Regions from separate parts of the Homo sapiens genome. Here region 2 is linked to region 1. A link is an interaction called in ENCODE POLR2A ChIA-PET data of the cell type or tissue named here. Cell type or tissue: PC-9. All regions are shown on one strand.

Region 1 (2,500 bases):
ACTTTAGAAAATGCAAAATAATCTAAAGTGACAGAAAGTAGATCAGTGGTTGCCTGTTGCATTAGGATTCTCCAGAGAAACAGAGCCAATAGGATGGATGGATAGACAGATGATTGATAGGTAGGTAGGTAGGTAGGTAGGTGGGTGGTGGATGGATGGGTGGATAGATTAGATAGATAGATAGATAGATAGATAGATAGATAGATTCTAGGAATTGGCTCACATGATTATGGAGGCCAAGAATCACACAATCTTTCATCTGCAAACTGGAAAACTAGGAAAGCCAGTGGTTTAATTCAGAGTGAGTCTGAAGGCCTGACAACCAAAGGAAGTGATGGCCTAAGCCCTCGTGAAAGACCAAAGGCCCAAAACCAGGAACACTGATGTCTGAGGGCAGGAGAAGATAGATGTCCCAGTTCAAAGAGTAGCAGATTCACCCTTCTGCCTTTTTTCTATCCAGGCCCTCAATGGATGGGATGATGCTCACCCACATTAACGAAAGTGATCTTCTTTATGCAGTCTACCAAGTCAAATGCTAAGCTCTTCTGGAAACACTGTCACAGACACACCCAGAAATAATGTTTTACCAGCTATCTGGGCATCCCTTAGCCCAGGCAGCTTGAAACAAAATTATCCATCACAACTGTAGATAGAGATGGAGACAGGTATAGATTACAAAGAGCCACAAGGAAAAGGAGTGAAGGATGTTTATTATCTTCATTGTGATAGATATATGTCAAAACTCATCAAAGGGTACACTTTTTAAATTTTTATTTATTTTTATTTTTGAGACAGGTTCTCACTTTTTCACCCAGGCTGGAGTGCGGTGGTGTGATCATGGCTCACAGCAGCCTTGACCTCCTGGACTCAAATGATCCTTCCACCTCAGCTTCCTGAGTAGCTGGGACTACAGTCTCAAGCCACCATGCCTGGCTAATTTCTTTTTTCTTTTTTTCTTTTTTTTTCTTTTTTTTGGTAGAGATGGAATCTCCCTATGCTGCCCAGGCTGGTCTTGAACTCCTGGGTTCAAGTGATTCTTCTGCTTTGGCCTCCCAGAGTTCTGGCATTACAGTATACACTTGAAATATTTGTGTTTATATGTGTAATCTCTCATCAATATATGTTTTTAAGTACACTATAATAACCTAAAGTAAACCCACACAGCATTAGCCCCAGTTTCAAATGCCTAGCGTGAAGGATATCCAGATCCACAGAGCTGGTCACCTCAAAAATAAGAGTTTATGAATTCTGTGTGTTTGTTGTTGTTGTTGTTGTTGTTGTTGTTGTTGTTTTGAGACAGGGTCTTATTTTGTTGCCCAAGCTGGAGTGCAGTGGCATGATCATGCCTCACTGCAGCCTCTTGTCTCCTGACCTCAAGCAATCCTCCCACTCAGCCTCCTGAGTAGCTAGGACTACATGAATTCACCACCAACCCTAACTACTTTTTTAATTTTTTTTTTTTTTTTTTTTTTTTGGTAGAGATGAAGTCTGCCTATACTGCCCAGAGTGGTCTCGAACTCCTGAAGTCAAGCAATCCTCCTGCCTTGGCCTCCCAAAATGCTGGGATCACAAGTGTCAGCCACTGTGCCTGGCGAGTTTATGAATTCTCTTTTATTTTTATTTTTTATTTATTTATTTTTGTTTTTTTGAGACGGAGTTTCGCTCTTGTAGCCCAGGCTGGAGTGCAATGGCACGATCTCGGCTCACTGCAACCTCCGCCTCCCGGGTTCAAGTGATTCTCCTGCCTCAGCCTCCCGAGTAGCTGGGATTACAGGATTGCGCCACCATGCCCAGCTAATTTTTGTATTCTTAGTAGAGATGGGGTTTCACCATGTTGGCCAGGCTAGCCTCGAACTCCTGACCTCAGGCGATCCACCCGCCTCAGCCTCCCAAAGTGCTGGGATTACAGGCATGAGCCACCGCGCCGGGCCTCTTATATTTTTTTGAGAGGGAGTCTGGCTCTGTCGCCCAGGCTGGAGTGCAGTGGTGCAATCTCGGCTCACTGCAAGCTCCGCCTCCCGGGTTCACGCCATTCTCCTGCCTCAGCCTCTCGAGTCGCTGGGACTACAGGCCCCCACCACGACACCTGGCTAATTTTTTTGTTGTTGTTTTTAGTAGAGACGGGATTTCACCGTGTTAGCCAGGATGGTCTCTATCTCCTGACCTCGTGATCTGCCCGCCTCGGCCTCCCAGAGTGCTGGGATTATAGGCGTGAGCCACCATGCCCGGCTGAGTTTATGAATACTTATATCAGAGTGGCTCATCACCAATCCTTGGGCTTTTTGCCATGGAAAAGTTAACTATGTACTCTGACTTGGTTCACCTTCTCCAAGCTATTGCCAGGAAATATTTCATATGTTCTGTCTTATTTGAAAAATTGATAGCCAGGAACAGTGGCTCACACCTGTAATCCCAGCATTTTGGGAGGCTGAGGCAGGCAGATCACTTGAGCTAATGAGTTTGAGACCAGCCTGGCCAGCATGGTGAATTTCAGCTCTAC
Region 2 (2,500 bases), 190 kb after region 1:
TGAGACATGGCTTTATTCAGCAGCCCCTCACAGGGTCAGTGTTACATTTATACCTACACAGACAATAGTGGCTGAGAGCCAGGTGGGGAGCTTCTCTATGTTGTGTCTACATGGCTATGATTATATGAGACATGGGAGTGTGTGCGTGCGCCCCAATCCTGCTGAGTCTTCTAGGCTGTTTTCCTCGGTCTATGCCTGCTGCCCTATGCCTGCTTGGCTGCAGCACAGCCATGTTCCTTACACCTCCAAAGTGCTGGGATTACATGCATCAGCCACCACGCCTGGCTTCAATTTCTCTAACTTTTCTGTTTTTTCTCCTCCAAATCAAAATCTAAAATTTTCCTCTAGACTAGAGAAACAAAAACCAAAAATCATATTTTGAGCCAAGTGTTTTCCTTCTCCTTTCAATCACTTAAGCTTCCTCAGACTATCTTTTTGAGTTGGAATACTGCTTGAAGAAGTGTGTGAAATATGAAACAAACGCAGACCTATTCTTCGGCAACTTTGAGCTTGTGCAGGGAGACAGATTAAGGGAACTGGAAGAAAAACAAAGACCAAAGAGAATTGGAATGCATAGTGAATCTGCCTGAAAAATTTATCACAGACTTTAGACATTGCACTGTAATATTAACAGCCTATACTTGTCTGGCGATTTCCAGTTTCTAAAGTGCTTTTATGTCCATTACCTCGAGACCACCCTAAAGAGAAGGGCAGGACAGGCATTGCTTTTTTTTACGAAGAAGAGCTTAGGAGAGACTGAATGCTTAGCATGCAGCAACTCACCATGTGCAACTCACCCTGTCAACATGGGAACTAGCATTTAAACCTGGCTCTGCTGGCCCCAAGTCCTAGCCTTTTTCTGCCTTACCACAAACTCCACCTACTTGGGTTACCCTGGAAAGGCGCCCGGTGTCCACACCCCTCTTCTAGTAAGACTCAAGGCTGTTGACTTGCATTCCTGGGCCGCCTGCAGGCCCACGCCCCCACCATCTGCATACTATAAATGCTTTCTTCATGGAAGAACTCTAGACAGGGAAATATTTTGGTACTGGTCTGAATTAAATACCAAAGCCTTATTTGTAATTTCTGCTTAGGCAATGACACGTAAGGGATTCCAAAGGGCGACAAGTGTGAGTCCATTTGGCATTCCTTCTTTGGGCAATGGGGAAGGAGATGGCAAGTCAAGGGAAGTTAGAGTTATCCAGCCCCGACTAAGTCCAGCTGCCAGGGCTTAAGCTGAATTGACAGTCAGAGGAAGAACTAGCAGAGAGCTCTGAATCAGATTTCAGTGGTTCCACCTCAAATGGGAGTTTCTCATTGGTCTGGCAAGAGCTGTGGCTGGATTTAAAGTGAAACTGAGCCATGGACCCTGGGGGACAGCACAGGATATTACAAATGACAGCTGCTTGTCTCAATAGCAACATCTGGTCAAGAGGCCTGATCCATGACCCTTGGTGTGTGAAGCATGGGGATGTATTGACATCTGGGTTTGAGTATCTGAGGAAAGCTGTTTTAGAGCAGAGCAGAGACTCAAAGCATTGGTTCTCATTCATTACTAGTCTTCTGATTTTGAATCAGGCACATGGCTTCTCTAAGCCTCAGTTTGCTAATCTGTAAACAGGAGAGTAATAGTACTTGCCTCTCAGGTTCTTTTTTTTCTTTTGTCAAAAGCATTTTATAAGCTACAAAGGGGTCTAGAAATGTAGTTTATTACAATCGTTGTTACTTACAGGTCTGAATTTCCTGCAGGAAAAGGGGATAGAAAAGTATAAGAAATAATGGTAGCTTTGCACAGTGGCAGTATGGTAGCCCATGAGGTTTATCCGAGGCCCGATTATGGCTAGTTGAAAATGTTTCCCAATACCCTGCCATGATGATTTAAAATATAGTCGGCATGGGCAATTTTTGCAGTCTGTATTGAAACTGAACTGAAAAAAAAACAACAACAAAAAACGAAGGCAATAAGGAAATAAGGGGAGGAACTGAAGAACAGAAAAAGGAGCAGAGATAACATCCTTTAAATTAATTTTTAAAGTGTTTTTAGGCACCTGGAGCTGTGCTAAGAGCTATAAAAATAAGGTTCAGAGATGTCACTGTAGATTCAAGGCCTTTGCACGAAATGGTGCAAAGCTGATAAGGAATGGGGTAGAGATGGGATTTGGGGAGGACAGGAGTAACATTAATGGAGCATCTACGACGTCCAAGGCATTGCTGAGGATGCCATTATCTCAAGTAAGGCTTTGCATAGAGTATGCACCAGCCTCATTTTAGGGAGGAGGAAACCAAGACTCAGAGACATTGAGCAACTTGCTCAAGGTCACATGGCTAGTAAGTGATAGAGATGGGACTTGTCTGCCTCTAAAGCACATCCTCATATGCAGACAAATGAGTCAATAAAGAAAAGTATAAATTGGGTAATTCATAGGACATGTTATTAAAAAGGTGAAGGCTGAGAGAGAAAAAGAAAGCCCTGGCAGCTTGGTGACTGACTTCAGTCCTG

Evidence for each region. ChIA-PET counts read pairs that join two places held together with the same protein. Peaks named below come from ENCODE experiments on the same cell type or tissue, not always from the same donor. Only the 100,000 strongest peaks of a DNase experiment are listed, where the experiment ranks them.
Region 2: POLR2A ChIA-PET joins it to region 1 with 38 read pairs; 2 of 35 experiments call an interaction of 5 or more read pairs at or near these places.

The regions. Positions count from the first base shown.
Region 1 is chr12:98,609,666-98,612,165 of GRCh38, reverse strand. No RefSeq gene overlaps it. Among named protein-coding and RNA genes, the nearest start is that of SNORA53, 11 kb to the right of the region's middle. RefSeq lists a silencer at 1,309-1,509. In PC-9, no CTCF peak of the experiment used is centred here; no DNase peak of the experiment used is centred here.
Region 2 is chr12:98,417,322-98,419,821 of GRCh38, reverse strand. It overlaps the pseudogene RNU4-41P. Among named protein-coding and RNA genes, the nearest start is that of TRD-GTC1-1, 85 kb to the left of the region's middle. In PC-9, no CTCF peak of the experiment used is centred here; a DNase peak (open chromatin) is centred at 1,011; H3K4me3 peaks cover 701 bases; H3K27ac peaks cover 1,441 bases.